Regions from separate parts of the Homo sapiens genome. Here region 2 is linked to region 1. A link is an interaction called in ENCODE POLR2A ChIA-PET data of the cell type or tissue named here. Cell type or tissue: GM12878. All regions are shown on one strand. Links, peaks and the distances in the headings refer to the core of each region. The heading gives the core; the rest is flanking DNA.

Evidence for each region. ChIA-PET counts read pairs that join two places held together with the same protein. Peaks named below come from ENCODE experiments on the same cell type or tissue, not always from the same donor. Only the 100,000 strongest peaks of a DNase experiment are listed, where the experiment ranks them.
Region 2: POLR2A ChIA-PET joins it to region 1 with 5 read pairs; 23 of 35 experiments call an interaction of 5 or more read pairs at or near these places.

The regions. Positions count from the first base shown.
Region 1 is chr16:57,236,334-57,241,654 of GRCh38, forward strand. RSPRY1 (ring finger and SPRY domain containing 1) reads left to right here. Exons shown (of 15, transcript NM_133368.3): 15 at 2,546-4,136. The coding sequence ends at 2,642. Among named protein-coding and RNA genes, the nearest start is that of ARL2BP, 6.3 kb to the right of the region's middle. In GM12878, for the core only: no CTCF peak of the experiment used is centred there; a DNase peak (open chromatin) is centred at 2,990; H3K27ac peaks cover 642 bases.
Region 2 is chr16:57,288,434-57,293,813 of GRCh38, forward strand. No RefSeq gene overlaps it. Among named protein-coding and RNA genes, the nearest start is that of PLLP, 6.5 kb to the left of the region's middle. RefSeq lists a silencer at 4,224-4,518. In GM12878, for the core only: no CTCF peak of the experiment used is centred there; no DNase peak of the experiment used is centred there.

The DNA of each region.
Region 1 (5,321 bases), core at 322-5,321:
AGGTATCTTAAGTATGATCATAGTCTCCATAGTAGATATATATCCAAAATAGAGTTGGAAGAGGACATTAAAAGAATTATAAGAAAATTTAGCTAAACTTTGAGCAGCAACAACAATTTTAAAAGGGATATAGGGACAAAGAAAGGAAACCTGGATAAAATGAATTACAAGAGTCAATCCCCAGAGGAGACTGAAAATCTAAGCATTCCTGTTACCATAAAAGAAGTTAAAATGGTTATCAAAGCTACCTTTGCCTTCTCTTCCACAAGTACTAAGGCTAGTTTCACAGGTGAACTCTTTACAACTTTCAGGGAATAGGTAGCCCAATTCTATTTAAACTTGGCCAAACCATAGAGAAAGTAGGAAAACCACAATGTTATTTTTAGTAATCATACCAAAAGCTGATAAAACTCATAAAAAGAAAAAACTATTTTTTTATGAATATAAATCTAAAACTCCCAAATAAAATATTAGAAAGTAAGACCTAGCAACGCAACTGGCAGGGGGAGTTATCTTAGGAATGCAAGGATGGTACAATTACAGAAATCTTAGGCTGGGCACGGTGGCTCACACCTGTAATCCCAGCACTTTGGGAGGCCAAGGCGGGTGGATCACAAGGCCAGGAGTTTGAGACCAGCCTGGCCAAGACAGTGAAACCCCGTCTCTACTACAAATACAAAAAAAATTACCCGGGCGTGGTGGTGGGCGCCTGTAATCCCAGCTACTCAGGAGGCTGAGACAAAGAATTGCTTAAACCTGGGAGGTGGAGGTTGCAGTGAGCAGAGATCGTGCCACTGCACTCCAGCCCAGGCAAAGGCAGGTTTTTTTGAGATGGAGTCTTGCTCTGTCGTCCAGGCTGGAGTACAGTGGTGTGATCTCAGCTCACTGCAGCCTCTGCCTCCTGGGTTCATGCAATTCTCCTGCCTCAGCCTCCCGAGTAGCTTGGATTACAGGCGCATGCCACCAGGCCCAGCTAATTTTTGTATTTTTAGTAGAGACGGGGTTTCACCATGTTGGCCAGGCTGGCTCGAACTCCTGACCTAAAGTAATCCACCTGCCTTGGCCTCCGAAAAGTTCTGGGATTACAGGCATGAGTCACCATGCCCAGCCTACAATATAGAAATCTTTAATATAATTACTCAAATAGGCCAGAGGCAGGAGAGGGGCAGTTATCACTTCAAGAATGCTGAGAAAGCATTTGTTAAAATTCAATATCCATTCCTAATGGATGAAATACTACAAAACAGAAATGAATGGACTAAAACAATATAAAATAGGAATGGATGGATACTTCCATAACAATACAAAAAACACATATATTTCAGCCAAATGCTAGTATCTCTTTATTTTTTTATTTTTATTTATTTATTTATTTTTATTTATTTATTTATTTTTTGAGACGGAGTCTCGCTCTGTCACCCAGGCTTGAGTGCAGTGGCGTGATCTCAGCTCACTGCAACCTCCGCCTCCCGAGCTCAAGTGATTTCTCCTGCCTCAGCCTCCCAAGTAGCTGGGATTACCAGTGCCCGCCACCATGCCCAGCTAATTTTTGTATTTTTAGTAGAGACGGGGTTTCACCAGCTAGCATCTTTTTAATGGTGACACATAGGAAGCATTTCAAGAGATGTTGGGAATAAGATAAGGATGCCTACTGTCACCACTATGACTTACAAAATACACAAAAATCAGTAGCTCTTCTAGCTATATGTATAATAGCAGCCAGTTAGAACATATAATTGAAGATCCCTTTTACCATGGTTAAAAAAAAAAGTGCTATCTAAGAATACATAGCAAGAAATATGTAGAGCGTATATGAAGAAAACTTTTAAACTACCAAAGAGTATAACAGAAGACTTAAATAAATGAGTCTCTTCTTGGATAGGAGGACCTCTCAGTATTGTAAAGGTGACAGTTTTCTCTAAACTCTAAGTTTAATTTGCTCAACATAAAAAGAGCAACATGATTTTTTTCTGGAACTTGACATGCTGATTTAAAAGTTTAAGGCAAGAAAATTCTGAAAGTTAGGGAGATGACAACCATACCACATCTTAAAATACATTAAAATAAATGTTAATAGTTTGGTCCCATTACTATATGACAAGAATGGCAGAATAATGGAATACAATAAAAGCCCAGAAATAGAACTAACTAAAAATGAAAATTTACCATATGACAAAGGCATTGTGTCAAAACTGTGGTGAAAGATGGACTGTTTGGTAAATGATTCTGGGATAAATGGCTAGCTTTCTGGGGAGAAATATTATATCCCTACCTATAAGTGCACATCTGTAAGTATATGCTGTGCACATATAGAGTGTCTGAAAGAATGCATATGAACTTTTTACTTGTTCCACAGACTAAGACAATTGAGGATCAGAAATGTAAGATTTACTTTTTATTTACATATTCATTTTTTTTAAACCATGTATAATTAGTAACCCTTTCAATGAACAAACTTGTTAACATTTTTGATTTAGTTGGCAGGCAGTTGGAGTTTGACCTTTTGAAGCATTAACTTGACTGACTTTTCTGTGTTTCTCCCCAGTGACCTGTGCATGGATTGTGCCTTGCAGCTGGAGACCTGCCCATTGTGTCGTAAAGAAATAGTATCTAGAATCAGACAGATTTCTCATATTTCATGACACATGTGAAGAGGCATCGTGGACTTTTTTCTACTCAATTCCAGCCAATGTTGAAAAGAAAAAGAAAAAAAAAACTCTCTAATCAGTTGTACACACATTGAAACTTATAGCCATGGCCAGATTTTATGCTAAAAATGGTAGTTTGTCAAAGACAAAATTCTCTTAGAATCTAATCCAACTTGCCAGCCCTGAGAAAATCCCTTTTAAGGCCAAGGAAAGCTGAATGCTAGCAGCCAGGCCTGTGGTACTTCCATGAGAAACCATAGCAGACAATGCCCTCCCAAGTACTGAAATCACACTGGAATCCCCCTTGTTGGGTTCATTTGATTGTTTAACACAGGATGTGTTGTGTCATTCTGAAGTTTTTATTTGGGGCAGAAGTCTTTATGGAGATGTAAATGACAGCGTTTCTGGGTTATGCATAACTTCTCACTGGTCAGAGACACCGGTGTGTCAAGCATGGATATTGCATTGCAAGACTTGAATCTATAAAAATTAGAATCACACAGTCAGTACTACAAGCAAAACAGAGAACCTGAAAGAAGGTGCACAGACTGTAAGAAAAAACCCAAGTTTGTGATATTTCAGTGATTCCAAAGAACATTCTAGGTTTTTTGTTTGTTTTTTTGTTTTTTGGGTTTTTTTTTTTTACTGCAGAAAATTGGTGGTATTTTCACATTCATAGTGTTTCTATCCAATTTCAGTACCCACATTTAATGAGGAAAAAATGTTTTACCAATGAAGGAGGAATTCTTAAATTAGCTGTAATGTTAGGTTGGAGAAAATTTGGTATTTAGGGTATTTTCAAGGTACCATCAAATCAGATTTCTGTTTTTTTGTTAAAAAAAATTTTTTTAATCAGTATTGTTTTTACAAGTAATATACTTTGAAACTCTTGAACTAATAGTCTCAAAAACTCTAGAGGACAGTCTGAGAACACGTATTTCTATTGTTCTAAATAAATACATGTTTTTGAATAGTTCAATCATGAATTATTGACTATGTCTTCATCAAAAGTGTTAATCCCTCTCAGGGTCTCTGGTGAAGACCTTCAAGAGTTTGGTTTTTTCTCCCAGGAAATTGGAAGGTAGAATTGTAAATTCATAGAACTTCTTTTATAATGGTGTACCTCAGCAGCTGCCTTTCAATTTATGCCAAGTCCTTACAGAGTTTATACTTGAATAGTAAATATGTCTTCTGAGTTTTACAGTGTCTTAAACTCAATGCACATTTTTTTTTCTTCTTTTTCCACCCCTTCTTGTTTGTAGTTCATTATACCTGTCCTATTACAGAACTGATTTCCTTCCTGGCTGTACATGTTGGGGTGCTGGATTTTTTTCCGTGTCTTTAGTCTTCCATAAATCCACACACACACACACACACAAAAAATATATATATATATAAATATATATGTAGGATACATGTTCTCTTCTTTAGCTTGTGGTGAATACAGTAATTTGCATTGAAGAATAAAACATCTGTTGCCTTTTTTGACTAAGATTTCACAACTTTCATTGGTGTATACTGCTAAGGTTCCAAGACATTATACTCTCAGACTTTAAGGGCTACTTTTGGGAGTAGGAGAGAATCAAGTATTAGAATTAAGAATAAGGCCACTTACTCATCCAGCAGATTGTTATTGAGCACCTAATATGTGCTGGGCACTGTGCCTATGTGGCATACAAAATATGCTTGTAGAGCTTATGTCTAATAAGCTTGTCTAATTATTGTCTATTATTATGTCTAACAGTAATTTGGAAGTGGTCCAGCTGAGACTAAAGGTAGTCTGTACATTTAGTAGAGAGAGGGAAAAATAGATGGAATTAATAGATAATTTGCGAGGCAAAGGAATGCAGGAGCCTAACAGCTTTCTAAAAATCTACCCTTGAAGTTTGTTCCTAAGGTGGGGAGAAGACAATATATTTGTGTTTATTGTAACAGATTTTTAGTGGAAAAGAATAGGGTCCTAGAGAGAATGAGGGGGACCTAATTTAGATGGTGGTGGGAGTGTCAGAAGAAACCTCACTGGGGAAGTAACATTAGTGAAACTTAAAGGAGGAAGTAGGACATAGCCTGGCAGAGACTGAGGACTAGCTTCTAGGACTGGGTAGCTAGGCGAACACAACATTTTAGGCAAAGGCACTAACTGAGGAAGAATGGGTCTCAGTGGGTTTGGGGATCCGATGGAAGGCCCCTGTAACTGGAAAAATAGGAAGCAAGTAGGTAGAATAGGTAATGCTACAGTGTTGGAGAGGCCAGGGAACTGCTCATGAAGGCTATGTGAAGGATTTTCTGTTTTATACTAAGTGCAGTAGAAGGCAAAGGTGTTTAAGCATGGAAGTGCCTTGATAATTCTAACAGATGGCTCTGGCTTCTATTTGGAGAATGGAATGGAGGAGTGGGGTGGGCTGGGGGTAAAGGACAAGCAAAAAAATGGAAATAGACCAGTAAAGAAATGTGTGGTCCAGCTGAAACTAAAGGTAGTCTGTACATTTAGTGGAGAGAAGGAAAAATAGATGGAATTAATAATTTGCCAGGCAAAGGAATGCAGGAGTGTAACAGCTTTCTAAAAATCTACCCTTGAACTTTGTTCCTAGGGTGGTTTACGTTTCCTGTTCTTAAGTTCTAGATCATAAAACAAAAGGGCTTCAATATTAAATTGATCAAATCATCCAGGAT
Region 2 (5,380 bases), core at 227-5,226, 52 kb after region 1:
GCAGTGGCTCATGCCTGTAAACCTAGCACTTTGGGAGGCCAAGGCAGGAGGATGGGTTTGGCTCAGGAGTTTGAGACCAGCCTGGGCAACACAGCAAATACCCCTGTCTCTAAAAAAAAAAAAAAAATTGGCCGGGCGTGGCGGTGCACACCTGTGGTTCCAGCTACTTAGGAGGCTGAGGTGGGAGGATTGCTTAAGCCCCAGGAGGTTGAGGTTACAGTGAACCATGTTTTTGCCTCTGCACTCCAGCCTGGGTGACAGAGCAAGACCCTGTTTCAAAAGGAAAAAAAAAGAAAAAGAATCTTAATTTAGTCACTTAATCTGTAAAGACCTTTTTACTTTATAAGGTAAAATGGACAGGTTCCAAGAATTAGGATCTGTTCTGTTTGTTTGTTTGAGACAGGGTCTCACTCTGTTGCCCAGGCTGGAGTGCAGTGGTGCCATCCTGGCTCACTACAACCTCCGCCTCCAGGTTTCAAGCAATCCTCCTGCCTCAGCCTCCTGAGTAGCTGGGACCACAGGTCCTTGAGCCACCATGACTCACCAATTTTTTGTAAAGACTGGGTTTCACCATGATGCCCAGGCTGGTCTCGAACTTGAGCTCAAGCAATCCTCCTGCCTTGACCTCCCAAAGTGCATGAGCCACTGATACATCTTTTAGTGGCAATTATACAGCCTACCACAATGATGGAGAAGGGCTAACATTTTATTTTAAGGCTTGGAGTGTTTTTTTTTTTTGAGACGGAGTCTCGCTTTGTCGCCCAGGCTGGAGTGCAGTGGCGTGATCTCAGCTCACTGCAAGCTCTGCCTCCCGGGTTCACGCCATTCTCCTGCCTCAGCCTCAAAGAGTAGCTGGGACTACCGGCACCCGCCACCACGCCTGGGTAATTTTTTGTATTTTTAGTAGAGATAGAGTTTCACCGTGTTAGCCAGGATGGTCTCGATCTCCTGACCGCGTGATCTGCCTGCTTTGGCCTCCCAAAGTGCTGGGATTACAGACGTGAGCCACTGCGCCCGGCCAAGGCCTGGAGTGTTTTAAGCAGGCGAGAGACAAGCTCTGATGAACACTTTAAAAATATCACTGGTTGATGCTGACTTAACCCTTTACTCAACGGGATGTTCAACCCCCTCCCCTCAATGCACCTGAGCCCCTTCCCCTGTCCCAGCACCCCACTTGCAGTAGGTGCTCTGGAAATGAGGAGTCTTCTTGGTAGCTGCAAAATTGTTACTCAGAGACCAGCCTCTCTGCAGACAAGTCCAAGTGCAGAACAAAGCTCGGGTGAGCCCTTAATTTTATTGTGACACAGAAAACAAAAAGATGATTGTTTCTGAGGCAGATTCTAAAACAGTAGGGTGTTTTTGTTTTGGTTTTGGTTTGGATTTTGTGGGTTTTTTTTTTTTTGTTAATCCCACTTTCATTCTTTTCAAATGGCAGCAAGCAAGACTGAAAAGACTGAATCACTCCACTGTTTTTCACTTTGACATTTTCTCCCAAACCAACTTCACTCGCCCCCCAGTCAGAAAAAGTGGGAAGGAACCTGTCCCCAGACTGGAACCAGCTGCCCACCCACAGTCTCCGCTGGCGCCACGGGGTCCTGGATTCTTAGGATGGGGTGGGGGGACAGACAGCCTGTCTACTGCCAGGACCGGCCTCCCCTTCCCGGGCTCTGAGCAGCCTATCTCCACACGGGATACCTGCAGTACATGTCTTGCCTCAGTTTTCTCCAGTTCTACAAAAGTTCCCTGCTCTGACCTTATCCCCACTGCGTACTGGGCCTGCCCAGCTGTGGCCCCAGCTACTCAGCTACTCAGCAGTGGGGGTTCAGGCACGAAGCAGATGTTTAGTGTGTGCCTCGGGAGTGCCAGGCCCTGGGGATGGAGCTGTGAGCTGTGATGAGGGCCCCCACCTTCAAGGAGTCTAGTGGGGGAGACAGACAGTCTAGATGTACAAACCCACCAAGAAATAGCAACTCACCAGTAGTGATGATGTCACCACAGAAAAAGGGCAGGGAGCCAGGGGAGAGAGTAATTCTGAGGATTGGGAGTTGTCATTTAGATAACTGGGTCAAGGAAGGTCTAAACATTTTAGCAGAGACCTGGAGGATGAACAAGAATCAGACAGGAGAAGAACATTGCAGGCAGGGAAAACTGCCTTCTGTGCAAAGGCCCTGAGTCAGGGAAGACTTTGAGATCTCTGAGGAAGCACCGAGGGATAAGAGTTGGGAAGATAGGGAGAGATGAGGTTCAACAGGCAGCCAAGAGTCAGATCACTTGGGTCTTAAACCACTGAAGGATTTACACTATTAGATTTACAATTGTTGTTGTAGCTGGGTGTGGTGGCTCACACCTGTAATCCCAGCACTTTGGGAGGCCAAGGCAGGCGGATCACCTGATTTCAGGAGTTTGAGACCAGCCTGGCCAACATGGTGAAACCCTGTCTCTACTAATACAAAACAATTAGCCGGGTGTGGTGGTGCATGCCTGTAATCCCAGCTACTTGGGAGGCTGAGGCAGGAGAATCACTTGAACCCAGGAGGCAGAGGTTGCAGTGAGCTGAGACTGCACCATTGCACTCCAGCCTGGGCAACAAGAACAAAACTCTGTCTCAAAAAAAAAAAAAAAAGACAATTGTTGTTGACACAGGGTCTCACTCTGATGCCCAGGCTGGAGTGCAATCGCATGATCATGTCCCTCTGCAGTCTTGAACTCCTGGGCCCGAGTGATCCTCCCAGTTTTACTTCCCCAGTAGCTAGAACTATAGGCGTGTACCACCATGCCCAGCTAATTATTTTATTTTATTTTTATTTTTAACTTATTTTTACCATTTGTTGTTGAGACGGACTCTTACTCTGTTGCCCAGGCTGGAGTGCAATGGCGCAATCTCAGCTCACTGCAACCTCCACCTCCTGGGTTCCAGTGATTCTCCTGCCTCGGCCTCCAGAGTAGCTGGGACTACAGGCACCTGCCACCACGCCCGGCTAATTTTTTTGTATTTTTAGTAGAGATGGGGTTTCACTGTGTTAGCCAGGATGGTCTTGATCTCCTGACCTTATGGTCCACCCGCCTTGGCGACAGGCCTAATTTTTTTTTTTTTTTGAGATGGAGTCTCCCTCTGTCGCCGGGGCTGGAGTGCAGTGGCACGATCTCAGCTCACTGCAACCTCCACCTCCTTCTCCTGCCTCAGCAATTCTCCTGCCTCAGCCTCCCGACTAGCTGGGACTACAGGCACCCGCCACCACACCCAGCTAATTTTTTTTTTTTTTTGTATTTTTAGTAGAGACAGGGTTTCACCGTGTTAGACAGGATGGTCTCGATCTCCTGACCTCGTGATCCACCCGCCTTGGCCTCCCAAAGTGCTGGGATTACAGGCGTGAGCCACCGCGCCTGGCCTAATTTTTTTATTTTTTGTAGAGACAGGGTCTCGCTGTGTTGCCCAGGATGGTCTCGAACTCCTGGCCTCAGGGAATCATCCTGCCTCGGCCTCCCAAAGAGCTGAGAGCACAGGCTTGAGCCATCACACTCTGCCTTTTACAATTTTAAGAAATTCACAGAAAGGTTCCCATGGGAGTTCATCTAACAGCTTCCAAAAGCCAACTTCAACGAGTTGCTGATTGCAGTCAACAAATATTGATTGAGTACTTTTCCAACTGGCCCTATGCTTGGTGCTGTGGGAATGGTTCCTTTTTTTTTAAAATACATTTTATTGTGTATATATAAGATATACAATATGTTGTAAGATACATATAGAGTAAAATGGTTACTGTAGTGAAACAAACTAACATATCCATCATTTCACATGGGTACCCATTTTCCTCCCTGTGGCAAGAGCAGCTATAATCTGCTCATTTAGCAAAGATCCTGAATACAACACACTGTTATTAACTATAACCCTCATGCTGTACATTAGGTCTTTCCACTTCTTCATCCTACATGTTTGCCACTCTGTACCCTTTGACCTACATCTCCCCATTTCCTAGTTAGTTTTGAGGGCTTTTTTTTTTTTTTTTTTTGAGACAGAGTCTCTCTCTGTCACCCAGGCTGGAGTGCAGTGGCGCGATCTCGGCTCACTGCAATCTCTGCCTCCCGGGTTCACGCCATTCTCCTGCCTGGGACTACAGGCGCCCGCCACCATGCCCGGCTAAGTTTTTGTATTTTTAGTAGAGACCGGGTTTCATCGTGTTAGCCAGGATGGTCTCAATCTCCTGACCTCGTGATCCGCCTGCCTCGGCTTTCCAAAGTGCTGGGATTACAGGCGTGAACCACCTACCCAGCAAGATCTAGCTTTTGTGCTCAGCCTCTGGGTGTTGACCTCTAAACCCTTGGAATGTCATATCTGATAGTCATTGTTTAGGGTGGAGCTGGCCACACCTGATAGTCTAACAATGTGGTTTAGCCTGGGGTCTGGCTGCAGCAGGTCACCGAACAGTGTGGCTTAGGGTGGAAGCTTTGGGACACAAGATATGGACCCACATAGCTGGACCTTAGGAGGAGCTGGAGTCTGAGATTTGCCACCTGGGCAGTCAACCCTGCCTGCATGATGGGACCTCAATAAAGACTCTAGACACCAAGACAGTGAGTTTACTAGGGTGGCAATAGTCTGTGCACATTGTCACACATTGATGCTGGGAAAGTAACGCTGTCCCTGATTCCACAGGGAGAGGATAATGGAGGTTCCAGGTTTGGAACTTTCCTAGCCCCTTCCCTATACACCATTTCCCTTGGCTGGTTTTAATCCATATCCTTCAGCTGTAATAAACTGCAGCTATGGTTATACAGCTTGCAGCGAGTTCTGTGAGTCCTGGCTGATTATGGAACCTAAGGATGGTTTGGGGAAACCCTGAACTCTGTCGTTGTGTGAGCAGTGTCACTCAGCCACCTTGTTTATGCTTTTCTTTTTCTTTCTTTTTTTTTTTTTTTTCTGAGACGGAGTCTGTCCTCTAGGTTCGAGTGCAGTGGTGCGATCTCAGCTCACTGCAACCTCCGCTCCTCGGGTTCAAGCAATTCTCCTGCCTTGGCTTCCCGAGTAGCTGGGACTCCAGGCCTGCGCCACCACACTCAGCTAATTTTTGTATTTTTAGTAGAGACAGGGTCTCCCTATGTTGCCCAGACTGGTCTTGAACTCCAGGGCTCAGTGATTTGCTCGCCTCGGCCTCCCAAAGTGCTGGGATTATAGGTGTGATCCACCGAGCTCAGCCCAGCCAATATGTTTTACTTTATAAGACATTGTGAAACTGGCTGGGTGTGAATGGTTCATGCCTATAATCCCAATCCCAACACTCTGGGAGGCGGAGGCCAATGATGGTGAGGGCATCATTTGAGGCCAGAAGTTCGACACAGCCTGGGCAACAGAGTGAGAGAGACCCTGTCTCTATTTTTTAAA